Linked DNA regions of Homo sapiens: region 1 is linked to region 2. The links are chromatin loops, found by intact Hi-C in ENCODE. Cell type or tissue: Calu3. All regions are shown on one strand. Each heading gives the region's core, and the rest is flanking DNA. Links, peaks and the distances in the headings are about the cores only. Region 1 overlaps PLSCR4 (phospholipid scramblase 4). Region 2 has its middle 87 kb from the start of PLSCR2.

Region 1 (4,410 bases), core at 131-4,130, 160 kb after region 2:
AAATTCATGAAATTTATTAATAGTGTCTAATATATGATGAATTCTTTCTTTAAAAAATATAGGAGTGTATTTTCCAGTTGATTATATTTCTTGATGCATTCCCATAAGAAAGGAAAAAGAATACATTTTGTCATTATATTATTGTTTCCTTTGTAAGTCATGTTCCCTGTCTTCCCCTGAAGGTGTGGTACCCACAGCCCCTGAACAGCCTGCAGGTGAAATGGAAAATCAAACAAAACCACCAGATCCAAGGCCTGATGCTCCTCCTGAATACAATTCTCATTTTTTACCAGGTGGGTTAAATATTCATAAAAGATATTCTCCTTTGCTAAAAACCATACTAATGATTAAAATTGCTTTTTAAGCGAACAAATTAATTGACTGATTTAATAAGTAAATAAATATTGGATGCCAATAGGGTGCCACATAGTTTACTATATGTCAGTTAGAATATATTCCTGTAGCCATAGGATTTACAGGCTTTTAGATGGAAGTTGTGCAAATATTGATGACATTCTCTCCATTCTATATGGAGATATGAAGAGAGTGTTGTAAGGACACAGAAGACAGTATTTGACATTGCCAGGGATTTGAGGAAAGCCCTGACTAAGGAGGTCAAGTTTTGCTGTCATGATAAAAATTTCACAAGCAAAGAAAAGGGGGAAAGGACTATCCTTAGCAGAAAGAATCATATGTCCGTAAGTACAGGGTCATGAAAATCTGGTATGAGGCATGCATGAGACACATGGAAGATGTGCAGAGAAATGGAAGTGAATGGCCATGGGTGCTGATTAAGGAGCTTATCTTTCTGGCAAATATTTTTGTAAGTCTGAGTGCACTACTGGTGATGTCTTGGGAGAATGAATACTTTATACAGTGCTAGTGTGAATTTGAGATATTATGATTGTTAGAAAACAATTTGGCCAAGTTTAAAATTTTAAAAATTAAAAGTGCCCTTACTTTTGGCCAAGGAAATAGTTAGTATTGTCTTTAAACACATTTTAATGACTTACATAATGATGTAGACACTGTAGTAATATTTTTTTAAAATACATATTTAAGCGTATATTTAGAAGTAGAAACCATTGTGTTATGCTCTGAAGGGGGAAAAGAAACCCTGCTATGTACAAGATAATGGCACAAGATAATGGCAAAAGTTTTTTTTTTGAGATGGAGTTTCAGTCTTGTTGCCCAGGCTGGAGTGCAATGGTGCGATCTTGGCTCACCACAACCTCCACCTCCCAGGTTCAAGTGATTCTCCTGCATCAGCTTTCGGAGTAGCTGGGATCACAGGCATGCACCACCACGCCCGGCTAATTTTTGTTTTTTATTTTTTGTTCTTTGTTTTTTGTTTGTAGAGACAAGGTTTTTCCATGTTGGTCAGGCTGGTCTCGAAGTCCCGACCTCAGGTGATCCACCTGCCTCAGTGTCCCAAAGTGCTGGGATTACAGGTGTGAGCCACCGTGCCCGGCCAAAGGTTTTTTTTGGCTCTAGGCATATGATCCATACAGCTCAGGTGGCTTCTGCACCTACAGTGTTTTCTGAAAGCATCAGGATTTCCTTTTTTCTCTTCCTAATGTGTATGTGTGTTATGAGGATAAAATGCATTATAACATACTGCATTAATAGCGCAACCTTTCCTAAATCCAAGGTATTAAAAATTAAATTATTAAATTATAATCATGCTTTATCTATCGTTTCTCTATATGTCACTTCAGTGACTTCCAACATGATATACAAGATCTATCTTATATTTACCAATTACTCTATATCCAAAAACCTAGACCCTACTAGAACAGAAACTTCACCATTTCTGAGAAAAACCTTGGTTATACATCATGTTCTCATCTGATAAAGCGTATGTCTATTCTTCTGTATATCAATAATTCAGCAAGAGAGTAGGCTACATCCTTCAAATTAAATGACAAGGTAAGTTGTAAAAATATTATAGTGCAGACCACACAACTAATGAATTTTCAGTTATAAAATATAGCAAAATTTCGCTCTGATCGCCACCTGGTGGCTGGACTATAAACTTACGAAGACTGACAAAAATTGTCTCTGTGACTCAAATTAAGAATCTTGAAATCTGTACTTGAATTATGTAGTGTTAATGAATTTATCCCAATTTCTTTACATAATTCCAATTTGCATTATGGTGTTGGATATGTGTTCCCACAAAAATAATTTTATCCACTATTCTTGTTTAAGAGAATAAAGAAACCTTTGTTATATTTAGTATATTTAAAGAGAAAATGGCATGATTTCCTGATGTTCAAAATAACTAAAAAAACTCAAATCCTATCAGACAGTGTGTCTTACACCAGTATTGGTAGGACAACGCTCCGTAACAGAGGTCTTTATTTACGTAAGTCTGAGATGCTATAGTTACACAAAGTTAAACATATTTTGTTTTGTTTTGCTTTGTTTTCCTGCAGAAGCAATCAGAACTCTTATGAAAACTTCAAAGCTTAGAAGAAAGTATAATATACCAATTTCCCACATATAATTTCATCATATGTTTTCCTTCTTTTATCTCTGGATAATACATACTTATAACAAAAATTGTTCAATTACATAAATATGTATTTAATTTTAAAATAAATATAAATTTAATTTTAAAAAATATAATCTCTATACGAATAGCCTCAAAATCTAAATGGCAATTTTTTTCTGATTTATTGATCTTCAAATTTTATAACATGAGGTGCTTTTATATTAAAAGTACATGGTAAATTAATCATTAACTCATTGAAGTGATATAATGATTAATATTCTTGAGATAATTCATATGATTTTTAGTTACATTGTTATTTTTAATAATAGTTAAAAAAAGAAGGTATGGATATCTGATTTCTAGTCCAATTCGGGTACTCTTAAATACAATTCTTAAAGGAATTAAAGTATATTCTTCATAACAAACTTAAATACATACTTACCTTCACTTTTTTCCAAATACGTTATACTTTTTTTCTCACTTAACTCTCATTTGACATTGTTTCCTGTTACCATTATTTTCCCTTTAGTCTGCTTACTGTCAGTTTCTGTCAAAAACTGTGTCCCTACTCTTAAAAAGTGCTGTTCTCAAAATTATTTGGTCTACTCCCCTGGTTTTCCCTGCCCTTCCCCATCTCCTTCTCTCTCCTCTCCCAGTCACCCTTCCTTTTACACACTCTTCTAAGTGATCTTGTTAATACTGAAGGTTTCCTTTTCCTTCATCACTTATGAAATACATATCCACAGATCATGTCAGTCTGATAGTCTCTAAACTTGCACTTCCAACCACCTATAGACTGCTTCTCATGAAAGACCATTGAATCTCAAACTCAATGATCACCAGCCCAACTTTGTTATCTTGCTTCTAAACTCTATTTTCTTTCTCCATTCTTCCCATACACTGGAGGCCTGTAGGATCCCAAGCCAGAAACTTGAGAATCTTTTCTCATATCCAGTCCACTTCAAAGTCAATGTTGTATCTTAAATGTCAATTACCATTTCTCCACTCTCTGCTCCTTTCACCAAAATCAGCCTTCCTTGCCTTCTAGCCAGACCCTTGCAAGTACTTCCTGCCTAATCTGACCTCATATATAAAGAATTCTAAATGTAAAATGAATCACTTTACTTTCCATTTGATTGGCATAAAGTTCAAGGTCTTTCATAATCTTCATCCTATCTTTCTAGCCTTGTCTGCTAAATCTCCACACACAGCAGTTCGTCCTGCAGTAGTGAGCCTCCTCTATGCACCTGCCTGTTCTTGTCCGTTTGCCTGTAAAACCTTTCCCCATCATGGAGATGCTGGCTAGGTCTAGTGTGTTAGCATCTATATCGTAGTATACCTTCTCTGCATAGGTTAGGTACCCCTCCTGTCTAATCCCTTAACATGCTATGCATCTACCTATGATTATGTCAATTACTTGCTTCGTGACAACCATTCACCTTTTCTTATACATCTTTGTAGCCTCCACAGAACTTGCTGCCCTTGGAGACAGGCATGCATTTGAATGTCTTTCTGTCTTATATTTCTAGCAGCAAGCACAGAAGCTGGTCCTTGAAATGGGCTTGAGGAATATTTCATAGATAAAAGAATCTTTGATTTATCTCATGGCCTTGTTTTCAGATAGTATTAGGAGAATTTCATGATTCATGACTATTATGAGTGGCATTTTTATGAGTAACCAAAATGTCTTAGACTTCATCACCTTCAAAGGCGACTGGCTTTTGCATTATTGGTTGACCCCAGACCACTGCATTGTCCCATGATGTCCCATGGAGGTGAAAGGGTAGAACTTAAGGACTTAAAAATAGCTGCTAGCTAGAGATGCCAATCCAGTGTATAGGCCCAAAGCCCTCCATAGAATCACGCCTGGGGTGCTCTTCTTCCTTGTCTCTGATCTAGGGGGAGTATTAGCA
Region 2 (4,410 bases), core at 223-4,222:
AAACCTCTTGAGACTAGGAAGCCAAACCAAGGCAGACTTTAGATTTTACATACACTCTTTAAGGTTTCTGGGCCTGCCAAGAAGTAACCATTTTTATCTGCTAGGAAGATAAAAAGGCTGTACTGTAAGGAACCCTTGAAACCAGGCATTCTCAAAAGTGGTATTTCAGTCAAAGACTTGGTAATATAAACAATGTTTCCAATTGTATCCTGCTATATAGAGAGAGCAGATTTTTACTGGACTTATGCAAATAACCATATTGTCATGAGAATAATCATGAACACTTTTGAATTTTGGTGGAATCAAAGAAGGAGAAAAAGCAATTCCTTCTATCTTTGTTTTCAGATGTATATTTTACCAAATTTCTGTAAAGTTCAAATAGTTTGAGAGAACAAAAATTTCTTACATTTGGAAAAAAAATTTAATAAAGAGTCAACAATGTTTTAAATGTCATAAAAACATTATCTTCACTAGTTGTCCAATCTCATGTAATTAATTTTTGTTCTGCTTGTTCTTGATTAGAAATTTTATGAACCCATCAGTTTCTTCATTAAAGTTTTGAAAAAAATTTATTTTGCCCATTGATCTTAAATATATTAGAAACCTATATTTAAGAGGACATACAAATACTTGTTAGTCTTTCCTTGAATCTGATTGCACATGCTTTCAGAGAAGAGTTCAAAATAATCACTGTGAGTGACAAAAACTTAGAATAGCCATGGTTAAAAATCTGGTGGAAGTTTATTATAATCAGCATTTGACAAGATAATTTAGTTATTTTTGTGGCATACAATATGGTAGCCACAATTATGATGGATAACATATTAGATTTCTAAGAGTTTTATCCAAATTTGGAATATGCATATTAATAACATACCCATAAGTGTAACTGAAACATCTAGATACTCTTATCAGATTGAATAAATTTAATTATAGTTTTCAGTTGCTGAGATTTTTATTAACCTGATTAATGAGTTTGAAGATTGATTCTATTACTTATAAAACTATATATAGTTATAAAAATTGTTCTGAAACTATAAATTTAGATATATTACATATTATAATATATATAAAACATTTATTAATGTAGAAAAATTATTTCGTTACAATGAAGATGGCCTCAATCACATTGTGTCATTCAAGAGACACTAATTTCATATATAAGTGCAGTATTCCAGGACAAAGAAAATCAAATGAGAAAAGGACAAAAGGCATTTTATGATCCTGCTGTCTGACAAATCAATTTGTAGTTGCCTACCTAATTATCAATGGTTTTTGTCAAATGCTATTGGAGAAAGATTTATGCTAATAGTGTTTCACTTTATCTTATGCTAGGACATTAATAAGTGGATCACTTTCTCTTTAGCTAAAACATTAGCTAAATCACATTGGGAAAATAAAACCCAGAAGCAGAAACTAATTGGAAACATTGCTTTTAGGTAATGAAGCACTTACATATCTGTTTTGAGGATTCATTAGTTTTAGTTTGGGGAAGTTTCTACATAACTCACCTGAAAATATGCATAATTGTCATTGAAATATATACTGCCAAAGTCATTGAATAAAGGGGGAACTTTGGCATTTTATTTCATTTCATTTTAATAAACACTCCATGAAAGTTTGGGCTACATTTCAGGCTCTAAAGATAAAAAAAAAATAGATGATCAAGGCTGTATCCTACTACTTAAGGAGCCTAGTAGGGGAGGAGAAACACAATTAAACCAACAACAACTCTACGAGGTGATAGGGCTATTAAAGACATTTACATAATGTGCTACAGAAACACCACGAGATCAAAATTGTACATTCTTTCTAGATAGGAGATATAGTTTATCGATAGTGTTTTAACACCTCTTTGTCTCTCTTTCCCATAGACTTAGTATTTTGAAGATAGATGCAAGAAGGGCCAAAGTATCCCCTCAGTAAACTAGAGAAAGTTGCAACTGCCCCTGTGGTTTGCTAAGAGGTTTGCATAAACCAAATGAAGAGCATTCTAGGCAGCTACAGAAGGGCTCAGTAGAGTATTTTCCTTTGGAGAACTTTCAGAAAGCATCATTATGGGTAGAGAGCTCTTCAGCAACAAGCAAGCACATTTGGGGTCAATAAGTGCAATTGTCATAGGTAAGAGAAACTGATATCTGAGAGGTAAAGCTGTTTTACCAATAATGAAAAGAAATGGATCAGTCTTATGGTTGTCCAGCGACAATTTTTCTTATTAATTAGAATAGGTTGTATCACATTCATTACAAACACAGAGACTATTTTAAGAGATGTTAAGATATTTTCCAGAAGCAGGACTAGCTACATAATTTGTTGAGCTCAGTGAAAACTAAAATGTGATGTTCCTTCTTCAAATATTATTAAGAATTCAGGATGGAAACAGCAGCACATTAATGCAAGCACAGGGTCCTATGTGACTACCTGGCAATCAGGCCTATGAAGCCAGCAGTGGCCAGAGGGCAGTATCGCTTTGTGTACTGTAGCAAGCTAAATATTTCTAGAATGAGAAACCATAGCTTTGAACTACAGCACATGCAGATCTGAGTTCTAGCTCTATCACATATTACCTACTGTATATTGAACAAGATGTAAAATTTTCTACTTCCTCATTGAAATATGGCCATGCAAATTAAAACTTCCACTTAATCTCCAATATTATATACAAATATACATGTAAATTTTCTTCTGCTGAATATACAAAAAACTGATTTTATTATTTAAAAAAGAATGTATCCAAAGTAGTGGCTTTCAAATATTGCTGCTGATTTTAGAAATATAATTTTATTAAAGTAAAACAATTTGTTCATTTTCAATTATTATTTTAATTTCCTTGGCCATTGATTTCACCACTCACCCCAGTTGTGCACTAAAGATTCACCGTTAAAAAGATTATTTTAAGATTGGATTTTAAAATATTTAAATAGCTGAGTGCAGTGGCTTATGCTTGTAATCCCAGTGACTTAGGAGGTAGCAGGATCCTGCGAGCCCAAGAGTTTGAGATTAGAGTCAGGTATGATTGCACCACTGTACTCCAGCCTGCATGACAGAGTGAGACCTCATCTCTAAAAATAAATGAATGAATAAAATACTTCAATAGAAGTCATCTATTGAAGATTTAGAACATAATATTCATGTGTGTTTTATAATCTCCACACAGAAAATCGTACTCTTCATTTCAGTATTTCATTATTACCTTTTGCTATTCAGAGAGAGACTCAATTAATTTATGTAATGCTTTACTATTTTAACAATATGTTACTTATATTTTGTCCTTTAATTATATGAAGAAAAGGAGTGCTGGAGCAGTCTCTCTGGGTGGCCCAGCAAATTTCTTCACCGTCTCCAAGTGCTAGAGAGCTGGCTTTTTCCAGCACATCGTTAGAAAACTTTCTCCAAACCTTAAAGTATCTATTCCCCTGAGAAACATCATTGCTATACTTACTCAATTAAAAATAGACAGCAGCAGAAGGCAGATGACCTCTGTCAGCACCCAGTCCCATGGTCTAAGCACATCTCTCCAGACTATTGCAAAGCCAGAGACGTGTGTTCCTGCTCACCCTTAGCCTGTGAGTTCCTACCTGCATTGTGTGATGTTTGCTGTTGTGTACCATTAGTAGAGGCAGGAGGCAGAGAAATTCTAGGCAGATAGGGGCAGATGTCCAGTGAAATCCCACATTCAAGCCAAAGTAGCCTGAAACCTGTGGCCCAAAATGAGAATTTCTATTCTTGTTTGCCTATTCTCTCCTGATTAGTATTTTCTGAATAATGTAGTTTTACCAATCGAATGTTGCCTTTTCCAAAACTACCTATGGCCTAACCCATTCCTATCCTTCACCTATAAAGACCCTAGACTTAGTCAGTAAAGGGAGAGAGGCAGCTTGACTTCAGCAAGATGGCTTGACTTTGGAGACAAGATGGCTGGACTTTGGCAATGAAGAGATGGCTTGATTTTGGGGAAGACACGGCTGAACTTCAGGGAGAGCTATCTGCCCTTCCATTCCCTCTGCAGCTCTCCTCTCCACTGAGAGCCATTCCCATTGCTCAATAAAATTATTCACGTTCAGCATCCTTCAAGTGTCCATGCGACCTCATTCTTCTTGGACACCAGGCAAGAGCTCAGGACCCACTGAGTGCAGGTACCCAAAAAAGGCTGTCACACTAGCCCTTTGCCCTCTCTGGTGGAGGGAAGCCGCCCCACATGATGAGGCAAGGGGCCAAATGAGCTGTTAACACATAGCCATCCATAACCAGCGGAACTAAAGGAGCATTGTATCACCTCTTCTGGGGCCTCAGGGTCACAGGCACCCCACCTGGGCACTGTTGCACAGAGCTTGCTCCTGCTGGCACCTGGAATGGCTGGCTCGATCCCTCACAAACCTGCTCATGTGCTGCCTCCTTCAAGGGGTTGAG

Evidence for each region. Peaks named below come from ENCODE experiments on the same cell type or tissue, not always from the same donor. Only the 100,000 strongest peaks of a DNase experiment are listed, where the experiment ranks them.
Region 1: it touches region 2 in a loop (2.5-fold over the local background); 4 of 110 quality-filtered maps call a loop at or near these places.

Annotation. Positions count from the first base shown.
Region 1 is chr3:146,216,698-146,221,107 of GRCh38, reverse strand. PLSCR4 (phospholipid scramblase 4) reads left to right here. Exons shown (of 9, transcript NM_020353.3): 3 at 183-293. Among named protein-coding and RNA genes, the nearest start is that of PLSCR4, 32 kb to the left of the region's middle. In Calu3, for the core only: a CTCF peak has its summit at 2,007 (motif pointing left); a DNase peak (open chromatin) is centred at 2,017.
Region 2 is chr3:146,380,628-146,385,037 of GRCh38, reverse strand. No RefSeq gene overlaps it. Among named protein-coding and RNA genes, the nearest start is that of PLSCR2, 87 kb to the left of the region's middle. In Calu3, for the core only: no CTCF peak of the experiment used is centred there; a DNase peak (open chromatin) is centred at 2,447.